Regions from separate parts of the Homo sapiens genome. Here all the other regions are linked to region 4. Evidence: chromatin loops called from intact Hi-C (ENCODE). Cell type or tissue: heart left ventricle. All regions are shown on one strand.

Evidence for each region. Hi-C counts contacts between places; a loop is a spot of excess contacts. Peaks named below come from ENCODE experiments on the same cell type or tissue, not always from the same donor. Only the 100,000 strongest peaks of a DNase experiment are listed, where the experiment ranks them.
Region 1: it touches region 4 in a loop (2.2-fold over the local background); 52 of 110 quality-filtered maps call a loop at or near these places.
Region 2: it touches region 4 in a loop (3-fold over the local background); 61 of 110 quality-filtered maps call a loop at or near these places.
Region 3: a loop joins it to region 4, with 2.5 times the contacts of the local background. A loop is called at or near these places in 27 of 110 quality-filtered maps.
Region 5: it touches region 4 in a loop (2.8-fold over the local background); 73 of 110 quality-filtered maps call a loop at or near these places.

The regions. Positions count from the first base shown.
Region 1 is chr4:169,712,644-169,717,643 of GRCh38, forward strand. CLCN3 (chloride voltage-gated channel 3) reads left to right here. Exons shown (of 13, transcript NM_001829.4): 12 at 436-652. Among named protein-coding and RNA genes, the nearest start is that of HPF1, 43 kb to the right of the region's middle. In heart left ventricle, no CTCF peak of the experiment used is centred here; no DNase peak of the experiment used is centred here.
Region 2 is chr4:170,023,566-170,028,565 of GRCh38, forward strand. It overlaps MFAP3L (microfibril associated protein 3 like), which reads right to left and starts at 2,830. Exons shown (of 3, transcript NM_021647.8): 1 at 2,669-2,830. RefSeq lists silencers at 2,638-2,727, 2,808-3,207, 3,666-3,735 and enhancers at 3,207-3,926, 3,916-4,055. In heart left ventricle, a CTCF peak has its summit at 2,804; DNase peaks (open chromatin) are centred at 2,926 and 3,816; H3K4me3 peaks cover 2,655 bases; H3K27ac peaks cover 706 bases.
Region 3 is chr4:169,702,308-169,707,307 of GRCh38, forward strand. It overlaps CLCN3 (chloride voltage-gated channel 3), which reads left to right. Exons shown (of 13, transcript NM_001829.4): 10 at 1,691-1,877; 11 at 4,561-4,959. Among named protein-coding and RNA genes, the nearest start is that of HPF1, 53 kb to the right of the region's middle. In heart left ventricle, no CTCF peak of the experiment used is centred here; no DNase peak of the experiment used is centred here.
Region 4 is chr4:169,616,912-169,621,911 of GRCh38, forward strand. It overlaps CLCN3 (chloride voltage-gated channel 3), which reads left to right and starts at 3,667. Exons shown (of 13, transcript NM_001829.4): 1 at 3,667-4,152. RefSeq lists enhancers at 2,845-2,914, 3,475-3,524, 3,595-3,824, 4,015-4,124. In heart left ventricle, CTCF peaks have their summits at 2,725 (motif pointing left) and 3,555; a DNase peak (open chromatin) is centred at 3,550; H3K4me3 peaks cover 2,767 bases; H3K27ac peaks cover 1,883 bases.
Region 5 is chr4:169,664,459-169,669,458 of GRCh38, forward strand. The region is part of intron 2 of CLCN3 (chloride voltage-gated channel 3); the gene reads left to right. Among named protein-coding and RNA genes, the nearest start is that of CLCN3, 46 kb to the left of the region's middle. In heart left ventricle, no CTCF peak of the experiment used is centred here; no DNase peak of the experiment used is centred here; H3K27ac peaks cover 226 bases.

The DNA.
Region 1 (5,000 bases), 96 kb after region 4:
CTCTCTTTAGTGCCACCTCCAGTGCAGAATAAGTAACATTCAGCAGAGGCAGGTTTCATTTGATAATGGATTCCTATAATAAACTGCGCTCAGAATTTGTGCAGGTTTTAAAATCCCGTATTCCAAACCCACTTCCTTAGCCCCCAAGTTAGAAAACAGCTTCAGTAAAGAAAATTGTACGATGATATAACTTTACCAAAAAATAATTTCTTTCCATGAAGATGATATATTATTGTTGACTTCTAATTCAATCAAATATAAACAATTGCTAAATGGCTTTTCAGTTGACTCCTTTCTTGGTTAAGGAGAAGATAGGAAAAAATGAAGGGATCAGAAGTCATAGGATACATTAATTTTTTTTATCTCTGAATAAACAGGTTGCCTACTTAAAAATCTATCAGTTTAAAAGTGTTGGTCTCTTCTCTCTCTTTTCAGAAAGTGCCAGGAAAAAACAAGAAGGTATCGTTGGCAGTTCTCGGGTGTGTTTTGCACAGCACACCCCATCTCTTCCAGCAGAAAGTCCTCGGCCATTGAAGCTTCGAAGCATTCTTGACATGAGCCCTTTTACAGTGACAGACCACACCCCAATGGAGATCGTGGTGGATATTTTCCGAAAGCTGGGACTGAGGCAGTGCCTTGTAACTCACAATGGGTAAGTCTGGTACCACAGGAATCAGTTCACTTGCTAGAATATAGGATCCTTTTTAGTGGAATCTATATAGTTATTAGGGGAGCATGTGAGTCAGCTCCCAGGTGGGAAAGTCTGTCCTATGGTATAGTCACAAATATAGGATCAGTCAATCAAATTTCACATTTACTAAGGAATAAGAAAGATGTCATCTGCCTGCTCTTTGCCAAACAGTGACATTTGTAAATAATACCTCAAAGTTGGAAAAGAGGTGCTGAAAGATCTCCAGCATGAAAGCATGTTGAGCTTAGAGTGCTTCTTTTCCTAGGGAAGAGTGGACCTAACCTGCATGGAGCACTGCAAAAACCTGTTTTATTTTTGTAAATGTTTCATTTTTAGTATATAAATTTCTAGTACAATAATAAGTTTCTAGATATTTTGCTATTTACTCTTTCAGCCAATATTTGATTTATCATGTAATGAAGGAAAGAATATATACTTAAATGAAATTTGTAAATGAGCTAAAAATCTCCTTTAACAAATGCTTTGTTTCCTTTTGTCTACCTTTCTCTATACACAAATCTTTTATATTTATATAACTGCTAAGGACAAATAAATACTCATGTATTTAAAATGTATACATTGATAATTTATTTTTCCACCTTTTACACATGAACTGCCAGTGTTTCTCCATTGACAGGAATATAGGAAAGAAACAGATGTCACGGGGGTTGTGGAGACCTTAATGCACAGAATTGATTTAGCAAATACACTACTTCGTCACCACTGCTCTCTTTTCCTGGACCTGGGATCTGTTTCTCCACACTTCTTTCTTTAGGACCCTTCATTTCCACTATATATTCTTTCTTGTTGAACTTAAGAATGTTGTTTTATCCGAAGGCAAATACCAAAAAACAGAGGGTATTCTTGGATTATGCATAAACTGGATGGCTAATCCTGAACAGCGTAAAGCTGGTTGAAATTCTAAACAGAGAATCATAGCAGTTTTTTGTTGTTTTTTTTTTTTAACATGTTGTAGAAAACACATTGGTGACAGAATACATGACTCCTGTCCAGAGAAAGGAGAGAAAAAGAACAGAAAGGAAGGAAATTTGTTTATTGAACACCTTCATATTTTCTCATTTAACTTTGCAGGACCTCTGCAAAGTAGGTAGTTATAGCCCTACTTTACAGATGTAGTAATTAAAGCTCAAGAAGCTTTAATAATTTGCCCAAAGTCATGTGGTGAACAAGTCATGGTTCAAGGAATCAGACTGTCTTTCCTACTTTAAAACCCAGCCTCTTGCTACTATTTTGCACTGTAAGTGACTGATAGAAATCCTCTTTCTTTGTGATTTCTTAAACTACTAAAACATTTTCTTGGCCAATATATTAGATTGAGTTAAGAATAGAAATATGAAACTAGAGAATTAGATCTATGTTTAGTGTTTTTCACTGCGCTAATTAAAATAACTCTTTAGGAATATGAAGTAAATCATTAAAGAGATAAAGCCCTTAAAGGCAGGGAGTTTAGAATTATTAAATTCTAATAATTTAGATACTGATTGGAGAAGAGATGTATTCATAAGTTATTATTGTTACTATTTGTCTTTGTGTAATATTGTTTGATTAAATGATGGCACCGACTTCATTAAGTTTAAAAACTCAGTACTAGTTAAATGGGGCAACTTTTCATAAAGCTTTGCTAGTCCTTGAGCCCTTTTATTTGTTAAATGGCTCAACTGGAACCTAAGCTGAGTTGTTACAAACTATTATTTGCTTCAAGTTGTTTTCTGTTCCTGGCATGGCTTTTTCTTTTGTGTACTGACAAATATAAATGTTATTCTGTTGAGTTATGGTTAACTATGAACACAGAACTGTTAGGGATTAATTTTCATATTTCAGTTTGTTGATTAATTCCCAGGTATTTGGCAGCATAGATATTAGAAAGGAAAATATTTAAAAGAAAGTGTAAAAATAACGAAGTGTATAGAGCGAGGGGTGGATAGCTAATTAAAATTTTGTCTGGTCCTGCCTGTTCATATGAAAAAAGGGGTTGGACTTTCTTCTAAGGGAATATATTAAATTGCTTTCATCATATTTTCCTTATTTCTGTCTGTCAAGGAAAATAAATTGATACATATATGGGGAGAAAAGAGATCATTTAGGGAAGTGGCTCATGGGACTTTTTGTTTTGTTTGAAGTGTATTAGGAAGTCGGGTGTTTTTTTTCTCACTTAAATTATTTAAAACCCAGAAAAGAAATGATATCTTCTGGTTTTTAAAGGAGACCATGAAGTTCTGCATAGCTATCATTGATGTGTAGTTCATACTGCATTTTTAGAAGTGGAAAATAGTTATTTGGAGGAAGATAACAAATCTGGAACCTTAGGTGCAAGGAGAAAAAGAATAGATGAAAGGGAAAGATGTTTGTAAATTATAAAAATTTCAATTAGCTATTGGTTTTCTGCACTTTATATTTTAACTGCAGAATTTTTCAAAATCAGTTAATCTTGGTGGAATTAGCAGGATGTTAATAGGAGTGACTCAGAAAAAACATTTTGTGACTGTCTAAGTTTGGAAAGTATTGGATTAAATACAATTGAGGTTTCTTTACTATGGAACTCCTCAGAACTTATAATATGTTGATATTCTTTGATTCCCAGATGAGGGGATGGGTAATAGGATACATGGTTTTCCAGACTTGTTTGAAAATGCAACTATTTTTGGGTTGCAGGGAAGGATATAGTAGAACTCATGGGAACTGGTGTTTCTTGGAACATGCTTTGGAAATGCTGGGTTATGCCCTGTTAACTCTTACATCATTAGTTTTTAGCCCAAAAGGAAACAGCAAATAATGTTTTATATGAGCCACATTTTGCGTTGATTTTCCTTCCACTCTGTAAAATTACTAAAGCAGCACTCTGACTTTATTATGCTCAAATCGCTCTTCTCCATTAATGTGTGTTTCTCCATCTTTTAGGGTTTTTACTTTATAAATACAGAGATTACTGTGTAAAATTCTAAATTTGCCACTGGGTCGTTATACATTTGTAACCTTCCTCACAGTATATTTTGTGATTTGGCAGAGTTTACCAATATAGATGATACTAACTGAAATTAATCATTCTGTATAATTGGATAGAAAAGCATGAGTAAGAATTCAATTGGTATTATATTTAATTAATTGCCAAGATTTTCACATTTCCTGACTACAACAATAAAATCAAATGAATTGATGGCTTAAAAAAAAGAAATCTCAAATGTTTAGTCAATGAAGAACATCTATTGAATGAGTGAATGTTCATTATATATAGTGCATTTTCTGAGCTTTTTTGGAGGGGGAAGTTGCTCCCATGCTCTGAGAACTTTTAAGGATCGATACATTATTTTTAACATAATAATGAGAAAACATGAGCAGAGAACCCATTTCTGTCATTCCCATTCTCTATCCTCCTGCTCCCCCACCTCCCACCCCAGCCATCAAGCTAAGTAACTATTTTACACCTGGACGTAGCTATAGGAACAGGCTACTTTGAAGTCTCCTAGTGACATCCTTCAAGTCTGAATGTTCAAAGGCAGTTTAACAGGGAGGTTGACTTAATGAGATCATCAAGGAAATGTCCAGTCATCCTGAAGGGTATTTTGGATGGGCTTCCAGAATTTAAAGATTAAAGTTTTTTTAAGGTTTTTTTATTTTCACTGTTTATATTGCCACATTAATTTCCATTATAAAACCAGTAACCATAGTTTTGTTTTAATTAGCAATCTAATTATTTTCATGTATCCTCATTATGAGAATTTATGTCCATCACTTTGCTTGATGTGATAACAGTGACATGCTAAATGAGAAACAATTGTTATTTAGAAAAAAATGCACAAAGTGAAAGTCCTTTTAATCCCTAATCATAAATACATTTTATTAGCTTACTTTAAGAAGTGGCAGTCACAGCTCCTGAACATTAGGGAGTGTTTCTTTTGGTCAGCATTATTTATTTAGTGCACATTGCCTTTAATTTTAATTTGAAATTATAGTAAAATCCACGGGAGTTTTTAAGTCTCCTCACAGCCTTTTGCTACCTTTTCACCAAGGTAGATCCAGATGATAACTGCTGTGTTGTGACATCATAGAAATTAGAAAAATATTTTCCTCTGAGGAAAGAACATTGTAAATGAAACTCTACATATCAGAGGTCTATAGCTATGTATCAATATTAAGTTTCTTTTGTACTTTGCTTTGTAGTCATCTTCATTCCAAACTTTCATAATTATTATTTTTACTTTAAAAAGAAAAATAACCCACCAATATTGAAGATTAGTATTGTGTCACTTTTGAAAGTCAGTAGAATTTATGCAAAAGGAACCTGGAACTT
Region 2 (5,000 bases), 410 kb after region 4:
ACCGCAATGTGATATGCCATAGATTGAAAACATTGTCAAAGTTTTAAGTGTCCTCCTGGCCTTGGCTAGGAAAGACAAGTCACACCCTAAGTGCTGGGTTAGATGCCAACTTAGGGGAGTGATAGTATCTGCATGATTTCTAAATTCCAAAAACTAACACTTGTTTAACAAATCTGGCTAGGCTGTGTTGAGGTTAAAAGCAACTTGGCTACAATATTTATTTGTATTCCAGTATCTAAAAGTTCTTGCATTAAAAAGTAGAATAAAAAGTCCAAATTAAGCACAATTTAAAATGCCTCGAGTATTTAAATTGCAAGCCAAATAGGAATTGGATAAATTAAGGTCACAGGGATTGGGGGATAGATCTATTTTTAAAGGGAGTAATTTGCTGTAAATGTCTAATGTCACCAACAACATCATACAGTCTAGAAATCTAAACACATGGAAATAAACCTAAAAATCACGTGCCTAGCAAGTGAGCTGCAAGAACCCAATAGTTAACTACAAAAGAGAAGAAATGATCACCTTTTTTTGTAACATGCCTACAAAGTCTATTTTTTTCTTCATGAGCAGTAATAAAACCCCTTTTCAACCTAACTCCTGTTGTTTTTTTGAGTTTTAGGTTAGGGAAATGTGGACTTTTTGAAGCCAAGGGCAGTATGTAAGTAAGTCTTTGATTAAATTTCATCGTGTCTCTTAACACTGAGAAAATACTTAGGATTTGTACTTAGGATTTGTGGATCGAGAAGGGGGCCTATTGATCTGTATTAAACCTCACATTCACAAAAAGTAAACTGAGGCCTTGCTGCTTCCTCCAGGTCAGGAAGAACCCAAGGCTAAGGGGAGACTCTAGCTACTTCTACTGGGGAATGTCACCTGAGGATATGAGACCTGCTGTTCAGGATAAGGTGTACATGCAGGCAGTACTTCATGAAAGATTTTAAACTTGATGCATTTTTATAGAAAAGAGAAGCACAATTATTCAATATTTGTGTTGGAGTTTTCAAACTTATTTTTCTATAAATGTATTTAGAAATAAATTTAGGATGAGTGAACATCACCAACCAGACTATTTGGCTAAAATGGGGGACTGCAGGTTCTAATTCATAAAAATGGTAATCATGTTGTTGCTACTGCTGTTGTCTGGATGTTTCAAGCCTTTCCTATTATTAAACCTCGGTTATGCAGCATCACAGGACAGAGCCAACTCTATACTGGGGGAAATCACCCCAGAGAGTATCCAGAATTAGAGCTGGAGCCATCTCAGGCTTGCAAGCAAGCACCAACCTTAAAGCCTACCCACAACTCAATGAAAAGTCAATGCATTTCTAAAGTCTATTAAGGTCTATAAAGAATGTAAACAATTGTTTTGTAATAAGCTTAATGAATAAAACAACTGAACCCACTAAGTGGTACTTATAGAAAAGAGGCTTGAGAATTTAGCTTTAGTTAGCAGAACTAGTTCCCACTAGAACAGGATTGTTTATCTTGCCCCTATTAGATACAATAATCCTAATAGTGTTAATGGTACTAAATGTTTTAGGAATAAACAACTGTAGAAACCACACTGGGACCTACAAATTGCACTTTCTGTGTAAGTAAAATGTCAGAAGAACTACACTGTTATAACTTACGGTCTCATGAAACGACATTTTTTTCCATCTTGTATTTCATCTTGAAGGATTTTACTATGTTCAGCATAGTAGCAACTGAAAAAAATGTGTTTCATCTAGAAACAAAAGTGAGAAAACTACAAAAAACACTGAGCTTCTGCAATGCTCGGTTTCCAAGTTTTTAACATTAAATCGAAGATAACGCAAAATAAAGATTGCCACAGTAACCAAACTTTTCTGCTAAGTATCCTTAAAAATAATGACAGTTCGATCGTATCTTAACTGTTTTCTACAATGTGAGCAGATAATACACCTACAAACCTTTTTTTGCTACCTTGCTTTATAAAGCTTGCAAGTTTTTTTTTCAGGGCTGGAGAAGACAGCTTAATGATCAAGCTTAAAATAAATCGGTTCTGCAATCACTCTGTATTTTAATCCGATGAAGCACGTTTCCCCATTCCACGCCATGAAGCAATTCGATGTCAACTTGTTATGGAGTCAAATGCGACAAACTCCGAGAGCTTCAGTAGCGAGGCGGCGGCTCGCAGCACCCACAGCCGCCCGCACTCCTGCGGCATCAGGACACGGCGCCCTCCCGACGCGGAACCCGCATTCACGTTCTCCGGAGCCCTGGCCAGCGCACGCTCCTCCCTGTCCGGGTAAACTGAGGCACAGCGATGAGAGAGATCCAGAGCCCAGCGAAAGCCCCCACGGCTGTTCGGCGTCCCCTTCCCCCACGACACCTAGGAGGCTCGCCGGCAGCTGGCAGTGGATTCCGCGCTCCTCGCCCTCGGAAGGTTACGGTTCGAGCCCAGGATGCGGCAGTCCCCAAACGGCCAGCCCCCGCCCCGCACGGATCTCGAAGCATCCTGCGACCCCCTGGAGCCCGCTGCCCGGACCCTGCGGCGTCTCGCAGCGCAGCCTCCGCCGCAGTCTCAGCCAGCCCAAACACCCGAAAGTTCGGCGGCCCCGGCGCCGACTCGGCCGCCGACCCGGTGCGGGGCTGGCTCCCACCCGTGCCCCTCCGCCCCGGCCCGCCGGGGGCCCCCGCTAACCTGACACCGCCGCGCCACTCAGGTGGCCGCCGTGCACCCCTCGCCATGGCCAGCCCGACAGCGGCCGCTGCGCCGCACTCTGCGCCGGACGCCCGGTAGCGCCTACTGCGGGCGAGCCGCCTCCGCCGGCGCCTCACAGCGTTGCGAGCTGCGCCGCCGGCTGCCGGGAGCGCGGAGCTTCCCACCTACAGGAGCCTGGGCCGGCCGGGGCCGAGCATGCCCAGTGCGGCTCGCCGGGCGGCGCGGAGGCGCGGGTGTAGCCGCCGGGTTTTCGCGGCAGCCGCGGGCGGGGGCAGCGGGGCGGGCGGTGCGGCGCGAGCCAGTCGGTGCTGCGGAGCGGCCCCGCGGAGGAGCCACCGGAGGCTGTAGTTGCCGGGGAGTCCCGCATTCAGTCCGCTCAGCCTCTGGGCCGGGCCTCGGCGGCCCCCAGAGCCCCACACCCGCAGGCCCAGGGCCTCCGCGGCAGCGCGGGACTCTCACTCCGCTCTCTCTCCCGCCCGGGGCTTCCACCGCAACTTCTGTGGGCGTCGCATCGCACGCGTGTTCAAGGACACCCAGGAAAAGGCTTCTTAGGGTCCCATCCTGGGGCGCTAAATGGGAACCAGTCAACCCACCCCCAAGCCTACCCTGTCTCCTTGCAATCAAATGCAATCACGAGCAAACCACCTTGCTTCCGAAAGCTTCTCAGGCCTTCCCGGGCGACTGCGCTGTAAGTCTTAAACGTCTCTTAAAGCAAAGTCCACAGATGGAAGAGTCTGGAAAAAAACCCAGCGGGCCGTTCCCTGGTGACTTTCTGAGTGGTGGGGTTCCAGGAATTTTTTTTTCATTTTCTTTAAAAATATTATTTGTAATTTCCACGTTTTTTCTAATGAACCATAAGTTGATTTTTTAATTAAAAAGTAGAGTACTCTAAAATTATTAAGTACCTACAGAAGTTTCGCTACACGATCCTGCAATGTTAGTGGCTTCTTCTCCTCCTTATCTCCCTTTTTTTTTTTTTTTTTTTAATTTTAAAAGAGAACAGAGACTCTCAATTTCTGGGGCGGGACCAGGCTCCTTCCCCCGGCTTTTTAGTGCCCGCCCTCTTGGCCACACCCCACTCCGGCCTTTTTACTCCCGTACCGCCCTCTTCCCGGTGGGTTGCTGCGAAAACCCGGAAAGGTGGACTTTCCACATTGACGCTCCCGGCGGCTCCGGCAGCCAGACTGGGCATGTTCCGCCGCCGGGTCAGGCATTGCTGTGCCAAGAGAGGAGCTTTAGCAACTCTCAGTCTCTCTGCTCCTCTCTGTTCCTGGCAAACTGGCAAAGTAGTGCCTCTGACCCCACGCCCCGAGGTCGGACCTGCAGAAGTGGGTCAGGACCCGACTGAGCATGCTCCGGGCAGTGCCAGGCTGCCGCACGCGGCTGCATCTGGTTGCCCAAGGTTGATGTAGCCGCGGTCTCTCGTCACGACATCGAAGCTCGGGAAACGGATGGAAGCAGGGCTCTAGAGAGGCACGATTGCATCGACACGTGGGCAGGTCGCCCATGCCAAGGGCCATGTTGGTGGGTGGGTGCGTGGGATCTGTCGTATGAGTGAGTCAAAGCCTGATTTTTTCCCCCAAAAAGATTGAAATGAGATATCATATTTTAACATTAGTTTTATGGCATCTTGAATAGCAACACATTTTAGCTCAAGGAATTTTTCAGCTGTCCTTTTGAGAAACGTAAATTTTCTTTGTTTTTAAGTATTTAATAAGCATTCTTTACAATTGCACCACAGCGCGAACTTTCCACCTGCTTTATTAATTATGACATTTGTGTCCCCACTATTAAAATATTCCGCAGTATTATATCCCGTTTTCTTCTCCAGCATTTCTGCATTCACTCTGACTCTATTTCCTCCCCTCCCCCATCTCTTTTAAATTCTCAGACAACCTGCAAAATGCACTCTTGCTATCTTAGAAACCACTTGAGGTCGGTGTGGGGAACTTGCTTTTAATTCTCATTTAGAGAAGACAGTACTGAAATGGAGAAAAGTCACAGGGAAAGTACTTTTACAGATTGTAGATTAGTAAAGAACCCAAAGAGAGCCTTTCATTGAGAGCAGAAAGGCGAATGGAATTCGCTGTTTTCTGTCTAAGGAGGAGGAGGATGGGCAGGCAGGTCAGCTGCCCAGTGGGGCTTGGTGTGATAGTGGGAGTCACCCTTCATTTGAACCTCTCTGCCTTGCCCAGCTCCAGTTCAGCTTCAGCGTGGTCAGAGACACTATCTCTATGGAAGGTCACTCCTGGAAGAATACATTTACTTAGCTGCTTCCACCATGGAATCCTAGCTTGTGCTGGAGTGTCCC
Region 3 (5,000 bases), 85 kb after region 4:
GCCATAGGAAATGCATTTCTTCAGTAAAACTTAAAAGTCAAAATTAGTCTTTAAAACAACATGAATCTCCTTGTACATCTCCATCAGAGCTCTTGGAAGACCAGGTGCATTATTAGTGATGAGTAATGTTTTAAAAGGAATCTTTTTGTCTGAGCAGTAGGTCTCAACAGTGGGCTTAAAATAGTTAGTAAACCATGCTGTAAACAGATATGCTGTTATCCAGGCTTTGTTATTCCATTTATAGAGCACAGAGAGAGTAGATTGGCATAATTTAAGGATTACTTAAAAAAAAAGTCTTTGATTACTCTCAAAAAAAAGTCACGTCTCTCACTTTATATCAACAGCTAAAAATGGCCAGGTATTGTGGCTCACGCCTGTAATCTCCATGCTTTGGGAGGCCAAGGCAGAAGGATCACTTGAGGTCAGGAGTTAGAGACTAACCTGGGCAACATAGTAAGACCCATCTCTACAAAAAAAAAAAAAAAAAAAAGAAAGCCAGGTGTGGTGGTGCACGCCTGTAGTCCCAGCTACTCACGAGGCTGAGTCGGCAGGATCACGCCCAGCCAAGAGACGTGACTTCTGCTTTCAGTTGTACACTTAGAGACCATTGTAGGGTTCTTAGTTGGACTAATTTCAATATCATTGGGTCTCAGGGAATAGGGAAGCCTGAGAAGAGGGAGAGACAGGGGAACAGCCAGTTAGTGGAGCAGTCAGACCACATACAACACTTATTAAGTTCACTTTCTTCTATGGGCATGGTTCATGGTGCAGTAAAACAACTGTAACAGGAACATCAAAGATCATTAATCACAGAGCACTGTAACATATAATAATAGTGAAAATTTTCAAAGTATTGAGAGAATTAGCAAAATATGATACAGAGACACAAAGTGACCACATGCTGTTGGAAAAGTAGTGCTGATGGACTAGCTTGATGCAAGGATGTCATAAACCTCAATTTGTGAAAACTGCAACATGTGTGAAGCACAGTAACACAAAGCATAGTAAAACAAGATATGTCTGTATATCAGTCAAAATATTGGGCAACTCTGATAAGTTTGTCCACTTAACATTGTACCACTTAAGATGAATAGCATCTACCATTTCCGTCATTTGTAAATATATAGGAGGACATAATCACATAATCTTGAAGTAAAAGACAGTGCTTAAAACTGAATCAGTTAAGTTTTATGAAAAATACTTCATATTGTACTTTTAAAAATATATATTTTTTAATTTCAATAGCTTTTGGGTTACAAGTGGTTTTGGTTACGTGGATGAATTCTATAATGGTGAAGTCTAAGATTTTACTGCAACTGTCACCCAAGTAGTATATATTGTATCCAGCATATTGTCCTTTTTTTTTTCTTTTTTTTTTTTCATTTCACCATGGACTAATGAAAATTTTGTTAGGGACTGACATTAGGGCACCCTTGAGCTACCTTGAGCTAAAGGAAATAACCCTTGAATTTTTTTCTGTTTGGCCTAGAGAATGTGGTTTGTTTTGTAACTGAATTCATGGGATTGTTAAGGTACAAGATTTTGCTTTAGTTTTATTTGTACTAGGATTTTGCTATATTAATACAATGTGAAAAGAATCAAAAGTGTTAGAAATAAATGCATAGAATGTAAGTTTCAGGCATGTGAGTAGAGGATCTCTGCTCCATAAAGAGTTCTGTTGTTGTTATAGGTTCCATCAGGCTTGTTCATCCCCAGCATGGCCATTGGAGCGATCGCAGGAAGGATTGTGGGGATTGCGGTGGAGCAGCTTGCCTACTATCACCACGACTGGTTTATCTTTAAGGAGTGGTGTGAGGTCGGGGCTGATTGCATTACACCTGGCCTTTATGCCATGGTTGGTGCTGCTGCATGCTTAGGTAATATGGCTGTGTCTGCCTGTGTGTGGATGTTTGCAAGTCTGAGAGAGCCAAGAGAAAGTGGGACACATTCTTGCTTAATTGGTGGGCGGATTGGTTGAGTAAAGGAGGGTGCCAGGAGGAGATGTTTTAACAGATAAGAAACAGTAGTACTATTAGGGTATTATACAGTACCGGTTTTCTGTCTTACAACATTTGTTAATACAAGAATTTAATGGCATTAGCATATTGTAATATAACTTAATACACTATGGCAGAAGCCATCTAAGTACAACATAAGCTTAATTTGAATCCTGACCAAAGATGTCTTTGATTCTTTCATCGTTAAGGATCTTGGCTTACCTATAACAACTATAGCATAATACCTAAGATTAGCATTGCAACAGAGTTTCAGAGTAGGTTTACTTTGGTTCTGAAATGATTTATTGTTAGCCTTAGTAAAAGATGTATTTACCCATGCTCCATCATCTAAGGTATATTTGTAACAAAATGAGAAAAGGTAACTTCATTTTAATGAGAAGAAAAGCAAAATACCTACATTAAGTACTTGAGTCTATTTAATGTCTGTTAGGGCAGGAAAAAATGGTTATTGCTTTTCATATTTAAAATATCAGCTACACTCTGGTGATAATATTAATGGTTGCCATTTTGACCAGTTTTGTTTAGTGAATAAAAATTATGTGATTATTGATCTTTAAAAATGTAATATCAATTAAAAGGAAAGGACAGACTCATTTTCACCAAAGTAGCAAGTATTTATTAAATGTCCACTTTCTTTTTAGCATTGTGCTAGATACAGTGCATAATACAAAAAGAACATGGACCCAATCTCGACTCTAATCAAGTTGAGGAGACAAGATGAACACTGAGAATACAATAGTGAGGAATACTAACAAATATATACAAGGTTAAAAGAGTCTAAGTATGGTAGGAATATAGGGGAAGAAAGAGCTGAAGTACTTCAGGAAGAGTAGAACATGAGCTTTATTTAAAAGATTAGCAGAATTTAAGGAAAAGGTGACTTTGTTGAAGATTATAATGTGAAGACAAAGGAACGAGGATGGGAATAAATTTTGTATTCATGAGGCTTTGAAGAAATTGACTCTAGAGAGTATATTTTGGGTACTTTTGGGAAATGAAGTTGGATTAGTGAGAAGGAACAGATTATGAAAAGACAAGAAACCTGATTAATGTCAGGATGATTTTATATTTGAAGTTGGTCAGATTTATGGCAGTCCTGGCTTTGCCATTTTTAGTTTGATGACTTTGAGAAAGTTCCTTCTTGAAGTTTTAATTTTCTGTATATAAAAAGTAATAACACCTGGTGATCTGCTAGGTTTGTTTTGAGGATTATATGAGATAAAATGCATGCAAAACTGTTATAATAGTGCCTGGTAAAATAAGTGCCTAGTTTTAAAAACAAGTCTTTGTAAACTGCTTAGGACATGCCTGGTATAGGGTAGGTATGTAATACATAGTAGGTAGGATCTGTCTCCTTGCTATTTTTAGGTAAAAAAACAAAAGGAAGAGCTTCAGCTTAATACAGTATGAACTGACGAGCCCTGGTAGGTTTTTGAGCAAAAGAGCAACACAGTAAAAGTAGTACTTAGGAAAGATTAACAAGGGAACATGGCTTATACAGTGGTAATGGGGCCTGGAGTCAAGGAGGTAAGATAAAATGGTATTATAATTAAGGAATAGCCAGGCACGATGGCACATGCATGTAATGCCAGCTACTGGAGAGGCTGAGGTGGGAGGATCATGGGAGTCCAGGAGTTTGAGACCAGCCTGGGCAACTGAGTGAGACCCCAAATCCTAAAAAATACAAAGTAAAAAAGGAATAAAGTCATGAGGGCTTGGACTGGATTGATAACAGTGAGAATACCGAGAAAGGGACCATAGGCAGTGTGAACGCAGCTCACTGCAGCCTCAAACCCCAGCCCAAACGAGCCTCCCACCTCAGCCTCCCAAGTAGCTGGGACCACAGACATACACCACCATGCATGACTACTTTTTTTAGTTTTTACTTTTGTAGAGACAGGGTCTCACTGTATTGCCCAGGCTGGTCTCAAACTCCTTGACTTAAGTGATCTTCCTGCCTTGGCCTCCCAAAGTGATTACAGGCATGAGCCACAGTGCCTGGCCCAAATAGTTTTCTGTGAGTGAATATTACTTGCATCGTTAATGTAAATCAAAGGCATCAAAGTATTTTACTCTTTTTGAAAAAAATTTAGAGGAGAAATTTATTATATTAATATTCTACCCATATATGAGTTTAATTTGTAAATTGTAGCAAAGCATGATGTGCTTTACTAAATTCCTTTATAATTAGAATAAGCTTTTATAAGGGTGAAATTATGTCTTTGCTACAGCACTAAACCAAAATGGCAAAATTGTTTTAGTCGGTAAGCTTTGCTTTTTTAAAATATGAAATAAACAGGTTTTTAAAATGTTATTTTAATAGTCTTCTCTGTTATAAACAAAGAAAATTGGTGTTTCTCTAGAGCTTATTAAAAGTAGTGATTATTGTCCTAAAAGAGGAGTAGCAGTTTTAGATGCTAATGCTTTTCCCTGACTGAGTTCTATTTGCCATTTAGTTTTAACTGCCTAGTGCAAAAATTCTAATAAAATGTAATGATGAGGATCCTGTCCTTCCTGACCAGTGGGTGCTTACTTTTTTCAGGTGGTGTGACAAGAATGACTGTCTCCCTGGTGGTTATTGTTTTTGAGCTTACTGGAGGCTTGGAATATATTGTTCCCCTTATGGCTGCAGTCATGACCAGTAAATGGGTTGGAGATGCCTTTGGCAGGGAAGGCATTTATGAAGCACACATCCGATTAAATGGATACCCTTTCTTGGATGCAAAAGAAGAATTCACTCATACCACCCTGGCTGCTGACGTTATGAGACCTCGAAGGAATGATCCTCCCTTAGCTGTCCTGACACAGGACAATATGACAGTGGATGATATAGAAAACATGATTAATGAAACCAGCTACAATGGATTTCCTGTCATAATGTCAAAAGAATCTCAGAGATTAGTGGGATTTGCCCTCAGAAGAGACCTGACAATTGCAATAGGTACCCTTTCAAAAATATATATATGTATATATGAGATGGAT
Region 4 (5,000 bases):
AGGTTTTTTTATTTCAAGGGAAGTTCAGAGTAACTTTACTGGTCCAGGGAGCAAGATAGAAGAAACTGAGATATGATTCCCAGTGCTCTTTACTTTGCCACTTCTATAAAATAGCATCATCCAACTTGCCACTCCCAGAGAGAGAATTGCTGACAGAGGGCAAGGTTTATACCACCTCCACTCACTGGTAATGTCTATCATTTGTTTCTCTTGTTTCAATCTGCCAGGGTTCCAGATATACTAGTGAACAGGCTATCCTACACCTGGTTGTAATTGGTAAACTCTTACACTGTGAGTCAATCTTTTTGTCCTTTTTCCCTTTCCTTGAGGCCCCAAGAGTTTTGTTGGTTGGTTGGTGGCAGAAGTGTGAAGCTAATTTAAATATTGGTTGAGTATTCGTTATTAACTTAAACTCCAACCAGTCCTAGCCCAAAAATCTGATTTACAGTGGAAGAAACTGACCCTTTTCACATAACTTATTTTGCTGTGTCTCCAAATACTTCCTGTATACTGGGGGCCTTTTAAAAAATGCATACTGAGACTTGTGGTTAAAAGATGAATTTAAGCACCCTATGGTAGGCAAGATAACACCCCCTGCCCCACCGCCCCAATCCCTGGAACCAGTGAATATATCAGATTACATGGCAAGGGGGACTTATATATGATATGAGAAACATTCAGCCTTCCATTGCTGGCTTTGAAGATGGAGGAAGTGGACAATGAGCCAAGGAAGTCAAGTGACCTCTAGAAGCTGCAAAAGGCATGGAAGTGGATTCTCCCCTAGAGCCTGTAAAAGAAAACAGCCCTGCCAACACCTTGATTTTTTTTTTTTTTTTTTTTTTTTGAGACAGAGTTTTGCTCTTGTTGCCCAGGCTGGAGTGCAATGGTGCAATCTTGGCTCACCACAACCTCCACCTCCCGGGTTCAAGTGATTCTCCCGCCTCAGTCTCCCAAGTGGCTGGGATTACAGGCATGTGCCAACAAACTTGGCTAATCTTGTATTTTTAGTAGAGATGGGGTTTCTCCATGTTGGTGAGGCTGGTCTTGAACTCCCAACCTCAGGTGATCCGTCCATCTTGGCCTCCCAAAGTGCTGGGATTACAGGCGTGAGCCACCACATGTGGCACCAAGAGGTTGCCCAGCCAACATCTTGATTTTTAACCAGTGAGCCCTATGTCAGACTTTTACCCTACAGAACTCTAAGATCAAAAATTTGTACTGTTTCAAGCCACTAAATTTGTGGGAATTTGTTACAACAGCACTTGGATACTAATACAAACTCTTCTTAGGGTTCTGGGAGCAGTTATTTACGGTACAGAGATCAGGTGGGCTGTTAAATTATTTTCATATGGGAGAAAAGCCCACAGTTGGATCTGTAAACCTCCTTACTGGGAATTATCTCAGCCCTAAGAAGTTCCTTCTTAATCACTCCCACTAAAATAAGGGATGTGGTAAGAATGCCAATCAATCAGCATCCTTTCTGTAGTATTTACCACGATGGAATGAGATCAGGCTGAAAGTATTCACATTAGGGCACTTAAAATGTACCAAAGATCTGGCTATGGTGCTTACCCTGTGTTTCCTCCCACCAGTCTGTTGAACAGGAAGTTCAACATCACCAGATTCTCTGACAAAAACACCAGAGGAATTACAGAGAACGTTTTTTCCCAGATGCGATCTATTGTTTTATCACCAAGCAATCACATACCACATTGTTTAAATATATTGCCCCATATGTAACACAGTGTTTCTGACTGAGCACCTTGGATCAACTGGGAAGAGTTAAACACAGGAATGCTTAGGTCCAACATTGAAACAATTAAGACAGGATTTCTGGGAGTGGGACCTAAGCAAGGATATTTTTCTGAAGCTCCCTAGATGGCTCTGATGCAAAGTGAAGATTGAGAACTACTGGTGCGATGATTATGTATGCCAGAGACCATGACTTTAAGTTCTTATAAAGGAATAAGGTAGTACATAATAGGGATAATATTACAAAAAACCAAACGTACAAATAGACTTGTTCTTGCACACTTAAGAGAGATCCTTGGAACAATCCTCCATTAAGAAACTACGACACTACCATGAAATAATTTTTCATCCTTATAGAAAGCAGGTAAGATTGACTAATAGACCACAACTACTGTCTACATTCTCAAAATCCATGTGCCTTTCCAAAATTAGCTACGTAACTACAGTGAGAGAGAAAAAAAAATGTGAGTAAATGTCTTGTGAAAAATTCCACTTGGTTTGGAAAAATTTTTGCCTGCTTTTCCACATTTTCTAAGAAGAATCTAAAGATCTTGGCCAACAGTGTCCCAGGTAAGAGAAAATCGTGCTTGGGTATTTCCATAGTTCTACAAACTCTACCTGGATAAAAGTAATGAAAGAGGTCCTAAGAAGCTTGACCGCACTGTGATCACCACCATGGGCACTATACCAGCTCTGAAGCCCAGAACTGTCTTTGAGAATATTCAATGCTGCCCTAGAAGAAATAGGAGAACAAAACTCACGTGTTCCTAGCCTGCAAAACAGTCGGTGGAGCACGTATATGTAAAAATAGAAAAGGCTGGCAAGACCAGGTCATATTTAATATTCATGAGGCACAAGATATACAACACGCACTTAATATTCATTAATCAGTATATATTCATAATATACTAAATATACAGGAGATATTAAACGTTCACGGGTCTTAATTCTGCCACCCAGTGGAGACACTCAAAAGTGATCTCGCCAAAGAAATGCAAAACCTGTACCTGCCCACCAGGCTATTAGCATGCTACTGCTGTGGCCACCATTCTTTCACTGCATCGCCCTGCCCTGCATCGGAATATAGCACCTTGAACACGGGATCAGGTTTACTGAATTCTGTGACCCACGCTGGGAGCTCAATAAATGTTTGCTAAACGGAAATGAACCCAATTCAGACCGTGTAGAAACCCCAGATTATATCTTTTCTCCAAACATTCAATTTCCAAGCAGTATTTTTGAAAATGCGTGATGGCTAAATTCGAGTTATCCTTTTTGTATGTATGTTAGGCACACAACCGGCGATGACATACAAGGCGAGGTGACACCACTGCACTCCCAGCCCGCACGTCACCTATAAGCACAGGGGGCTTTTGGTGCTGGTTTATTTTTGAAGGCTGGTACTTCTCTTCGATCTAAGTTTTAGGAACCTGTGCTCGTCGACGGCTGCCAATACTTTTTATTTTCAAGGCTGACGCTCGCCAGAGTTTCACAAGCTGCTCCCGGACGCTGTGGTCTCTCGCTAGAGTGGATCCGAACTCTGCGTGACGCTGGGAACGGCCAGCGTCTGTTGCCTCACGAAAACATCTCCCACAAGGTGGCCGCCTCGCGCGAGGTCAGCAGCAGGGCAAACAGGGATGCGTGAGTGACTGACGTGAGCTAATCGCTAATGACAGGCTTCACAGCCCCGGCGGCCCTCAGAGCCAGGCACCTCGCACCCCTCCTCCTCCTCGAGACCCAGTCCCGGCCCGCCCACCGTTCCCACGCCGCCCAATAGGCGCCGACGCTACTCAGCGAGTGGCCGGAGGAGGAGGTGTTGGGACGGCCGGACGCTGAACGGCCGTTCACGTCAACGTAGTGACGTCACGCGTCGACGCTGGGGCGTACCTTTCGGGCTCCTGACTCCTGCCGCTTCTCTTCCCCTTCCGTGGGTCAGGGCCGGTCCGGTCCGGAACCTGCAGCCCCTTTCCCAGTGTTCTAGTTCGCCCGTGACCCGGAATAATGAGCAAGGAGGGTGTGGTGGGTTGAAAGCCATCCTACTTTACTCCCGAGTTAGAGCATGGATTCAGTTTTAGTCTTAAGGGGGAAGTGAGATTGGAGATTTTTATTTTTAATTTTGGGCAGAAGCAGGTTGACTCTAGGGATCTCCAGAGCGAGAGGATTTAACTTCATGTTGCTCCCGTGTTTGAAGGAGGACAATAAAAGTCCCACCGGGCAAAATTTTCGTAACCTCTGCGGTAGAAAACGTCAGGTATCTTTTAAATCGCGATAGTTTTCGCTGTGTCAGGCTTTCTTCGGTGGAGCTCCGAGGGTAGCTAGGTTCTAGGTTTGAAACAGATGCAGAATCCAAAGGCAGCGCAAAAAACAGCCACCGATTTTGCTATGTCTCTGAGCTGCGAGGTGAGTTGCATTGTATGAGCGAAGAGTTGTCAGCTCTCCTGTTCACAGATTTTGGGTCAACTGTGAGGCCACAGCGCTCATCTTGGTTTCTCTTACAATGTACCTACATAATGTTGAAAGGTACATCGTGAATTGGGATGCTAACCCATCCTGATTAGGTATATACCCTCAGACATTCTTTAAAATTTCACACATCTGCTTCAGGAACCGTCGAAGGACCTCTGAATAAAATGGAAGTGGGTTCCAGGAGAAGATTAACTTTAAACTTAGAGGAGTGGGTTTTACTTTCGCTAAATTTTCCCCAATTTAAAAATAATATTCAGTTTTTCTATCTTTAGATATATATGTATGTAAAATATTTTTTGTGTATATATATTTGTGGTTTGATCTTAAACTTGACCAGAAACTGCCTTAGAATCTCAGAAATTGACTTTGCATGTGGTATGCTTTGTTTGTATGGCATTTTAAAACTGCGGAGCATATAGAAGATAATTACATATGCATTGTGCATATTAGAAACTGAGATTTCTGTTTCCTTTAGAAAGAAATTCCTGTTCATGGAATTGAATCAACAGCGACCATACCTTTTACACAGATATATAATTCAAAAGTTCAGTTCTACAAACGTAAACTTTTGGAGCTATGCAGTTCAGTTACTGCAGCATCATTGTGGCTTGTATAATTGTTGAATCTTTCCAGAAATGCTTTTACTTTCATCTTTAAAGAGTTAATTTAGAAGATTTTTTTTTATGAGGTCGGTATGGAAATAACTGCGTCCCTTTGTGAGTCACTACAAAATAATATTTGTTCAGTTCAGGAGTACATATGGGAGTTAAAGTGCTTGTGTA
Region 5 (5,000 bases), 48 kb after region 4:
GCAGGCTCTTTGTAAAATGATTTTAGGATTCAGATACTTATTATATTTTTATTGGCCCTAATATTTTATCCAACTAGAAAATTAAACCTCTTCTTAAAAATTAATCCATCTAAGTGTCTGTAAATTAAAGGAACAACTAAAGATTCTTTATTTGGTGTCAGAAACTCCTTGTTTCTACAACAGTAGTATAAAACAAAGCCTGTTTTTAAATGTACTTTTCCCACAGTATCTGAATTTCAAATCTTCAATAAAATCTGGTTCATATTACTACCTCTAGCTTGATTTTCTAAAAATAGCTGACACTTTAGTATGGTTAATTTTATGCCATCTCATGGCTTGTCAGAAATGCTTTGTATCAAGATTTCCGAGTGTGAACAGATTTCCTGCCGCATTGATTAAGTTTGTAATTTTGGCTATTTTCCCAGCATCGAGGTTTCTGCTTTGCGTTTATGCAGGAGACTGGTAGTTTAAATTGAACTTTAAGGTTTTGTTTCTTGTTTTTAAGTTAACATATGTTTAATTTCTAGTTTCTTTGTAGCCCTTTGCAACTTTAATTAGGTCATAAAATGGATTTACTCTAGTTTCTCTAACAAATTTTATAAATTTATGAAATATGAAATTTAGCAAATTTTATAAACCTTTTTATTCATGTATTGTACAGCTCATCATATTTGCAGACATAATAATTGAATGTGGAACTTGTTTCCAATTACACAGATGTCTTAATATCCACCTTATCATCTCTAACTAAGGATGTGGCTTTTTATTTTGAGGTGGCAACAGAACAGAAAAGAAAACAGTGAATTGAGTAATGGGCTTAGTATTGCTGCTGCCTGGTTGTGTATCTTTGGTAAACTTCTTTGAGATTTGGCATTAACTTGCAAGTCTTTGCAGTTTAGACAGTTAAATATGACTGAATGGCTGAACAAATTTTAATAGCGTATGCTTCTTTTTTGCTATTTATTTACCCAGTAGACATTTAATTGACCACCTGCTAAATGTGAGGCACTATTCTTGCCATTACCTTTTTAATCTTTGATTTGGAGTCTGCTAACATTCTGGAACTTCCACTATCAACTTAGAACGTTTACTTTCCCATCCCTTACCAGGATGGCCATTTCTTATCAGTAGGGTCACAGAGAGAGAAAAAAAAAAACCATCTGGGGCTAGACTTCCTGCTCTTAACATACAGAAGCAAATAGGTTGTGAAGGAATACATAGTATTTTGGATTTCTGCCTCTTCCTTCCATAATTTTTTTAAAAAGGTTCATATGTTTTATGTGTGTCTTATGTAACAGTAATCTGCATTATGAACTTAAATGACGAGGATCACCATTTCACATCTTTGGAGATTGATCACAGAGGTAATAAGTAACTCTTTTTAAATAACTATATGCATCATTTTTCATGTAAAACTATTATTTGGATAAACCCCTTTGAGAAAAGGCTTAGGCTCCTGCCAGTGTCACTGTGATATTTACTAATAAGCTCAGTTTAAGGCGCAGCAATTAAGGTTGTGTTGTTTTTTTTTTTTTAAGTTCAGTTCAGCAAATATATGTGGAAAGCTTGTGGGTAAAATTATATTTGTATTTTTGGGAAAGCAGACAATTTTATTAATGCCTATATTTTTCTAGTTCAGTGTTTGTCAAACTTCAAGTTTTAACATGTTGATCATGAAACCAGTTGACTTGTGACCAGTATTTTAAAAGGAAAGATTAAAAAAACAAAATAAAATATCAGTATATACCAAGTAGTAAGAGTAAGCATTGTTTACTAAACTTTGGTTTTATTTAAGTACATATCTATATACTATGTCAGTGAGAAACATTTCTCCACTTCATGTTTGAAAAACATTTCAAAAGCTAAGAAAAAGTTTGAAAACCTGTTTGTAAGTACACCTGGGGTAAAGGTACACCCTGTGGCATAAGATGTCGGGAACAACTGAGGGTAAGAATGGGGATGCATTACTATCGTAAACTTCTGCTAAAGCATAAGGATGTGAGTGCTGGGAGCAAAGCAGTGCTCACCACTTCTGCAATTTTCTATTGCAGCATTTTAAATAATATGGGAAAAAGTGGACTGCAACCAAAGGCAAAGAGGGATGGTGATGGTGAAGGGTAAGATTGTATTTATTGTCCAAAGGCTAAGTGCATATACATATGTGTTTGGGAGAAGGCATCACGTAATAGTTCTTAACCTACTCTGAGAGAAGGTTGTCCACATTTCTTAAAGTATACATGTAAACCAACAATGAAATTATTTTAGTGACTTGAGAATCAAAGTGCTAGAGTTTGAATCCCTGTTCTACTACTTGCTAGCGGTGTGACCTTGGGCCTGTTTAACTCTTGACACCTTGTTTTCCAAATTTATAAAGTGGAGATAATAATATCTGTCACATTGTGTTGTTGTGAGGATTATATGAACTAATATATGTAATGTCCTGAGAACAATGTCTGGTACACATTAAGTTAATTAAAATTAGCTGTTCTTACTGTTATTATTAGACATGAGCTAGATAACAGTGGCCTCTACATGGGAAAGATTATTTTAATTCTGATGTAGTTCAGTTTATCTATTTTTTTTATTTTTGTCCCTTTTGCATTGATGTCATATCTAAAAAACCTGCCTAACTCAGGATCACAAAAATTTACTCCTGTATTTTATAATTTTAGCTCTTTAGATCTAGGATCCATTTTTAGCTAATTTTTATATATGGTGTGAGGTAGGGGTACGGTTTCATTCTTTTGCACGTGAATAGCCAGTTGTCCCAGCATCATTTATTCAAAAGACTATTCTTTCCTCACTAGAAAAAATATTTCTTTAAAGAATAATGAATCCTTTTTTTTTTCTTTTTAACCGCTGTTACTCAGTTGGAAAAAGAATAATGAATAATTTTAAGTAATTTTCCTACAGGTAAATTTAAGTCTTTATGTTTAGATTACACATATTAGGAAATAATGGATTTGTATTCCATAGGTATGCTTGATCTTTATAAAGTTCCCTGTCTCTGGAAAAACTAAAATAAGGCAAAACAATCTTCTTAGTAGAGTTATTTTTACAAGAAAGTTGCAAGCCAGTTTTAGTTCATCGATTGGATAATTTTTCCTGCTTGCTGGAGGTATTTCAGTATTGGTAATACCTGAACTATGAGATGCATGAATGATGCATTTTAGGAATTTGTTTCTGTGTCCATACCAGGCATAATGAATTAAGTTATCTGTTAAAAATACAGGATTTTTGCTCAATATACAGTTGTAGAAGAACTCATTGTCCAAATTTTTAAGACTTTTTTTTCTTTTTTTTTTTGAGATGGATCTCGCTCTGTCGCCCAGGTTGGAGTGCAGTGGCACAACCTCCACTCACTGCAACCTCCACCTCCAGGGTTCAAGTGATTCTGCTGCCTCAGCTTCCCGAGTAGCTGGGACTACAGGCATATGCCACTATGCCCGCCTGATTTTTTTTAGTAGAGATGGGGTTTCACCATATTGGCCAGGCTGCTCTTGAACTCCTGACCTCGTGATCCACCTGCCTCAGCCTCCCAAAGTTCTGAGATTACAGGTGTGAGCCACCGCGCCCGGCCAGACATTTTTTTTTTTTTTTTTTTTTTTGCTGTCTTTGTCATATTGTTAGTCTTTTGGTTAAGCGATATTATAACTTAGTCATATGAGTAATATAATGCAACATGCTGAATTGTGTGTGTGAGAGGGGGTTGTTTTTTGTTTGTTATTTGTTTTTTAAATAGAGATGAGATCTCACTGTGTTTCCCAGGCTCCCTTGAACTCCTGGGCTCAGATGATATAGCCTCCTGCCACAGCGTCCTGATTAGCTGGGACTACAGGTGTGCACCACTACACGTGGCTTTCCTGATGAAATTTTAAATACCCAAATATTTGAGCAGAAATAATAGCTTGTGTTTATTGTTTTTCTACTATCTGTCAAGTATAGTATTAAATGTTTTACATAATTTGTCTCCAGTCCACATACAATACTCTAGTAGAAGTGGGTAACAAAACCAAGGTACTCAAAGAGGTTAATAAGTAACTTGCGCTGGATCACAGAACTAACGGGAGGCAGGGCTGGAATTTGACTCTAGGTCTTTCTGACCTCAAAGTGCAGTAAAGTCATGGAATTTCTCTACTAGGCCACCTGGAAGAAAAGTGATCTTTTTTCCAGTCTTTTTTGTTACTGTTTTTCAGCCAGGAGATAGTAGAGTTAGGTAGTAGAATAGTAGTCACTGGCATCCGGTAGTCAGCCCTCCAAAAAAGTTTTTGATTTTTTTTTTTTTTTGTCTTAAACTTGGAAGCTACTAACTTTCAGGTCATACTTTCTTATCATCCAAGAGCTGGATATTTAGGTAGCAGAAACTATGGAATTATCCTAAGTCCTCTTGAAGCTTCAGCTGTTAAAATTAATTGGTTCTGATTAACACTGTGCTCAAGATTTACATTTCTAGGAGCCACAGTTTGATTGGTCTAACTTGGATCTATGTGTTTTCTTTAGCTGGGGAGGAGAAGGTATCTTGATTGATACCTTCACCAGGACTGCATGCAGTGAGGGACAGAAGTTTCCTTAAAATAATTGGGTTCTGTTATAGGAAGAAGGGGAAGGAGATACCAAGTGGGCAAAACAATCAGGTTCTATTACATAAATAATAAACCTAATGTGACGATAATAAATGGATAATATGATTATTTTAAGTTTGGAAATATACCTGGTTATTAGTATTGGATATCTGGTAGTGGGGTTGGAGAAAAAGTCGAGAATAAGAAAAGACTTAAAATCGTAAAAATTAACTGGAAAAGAGGATGGCTGAGCAGATACATATATGTTAGATAATGTTCATAATGGCAAACCAACCTGAAGATTTGTTTAAATTGTAGTATGTAGCCAGGTGTGGTGGTGCTTGCCTGCAGTCCCAACTACTTGGGAGGCTGAGGCAGGATGATTGCTTGAGCCTAGGTTTGAGGCTACAGTGAGCTATGTTTCCACCACTGCTTTCC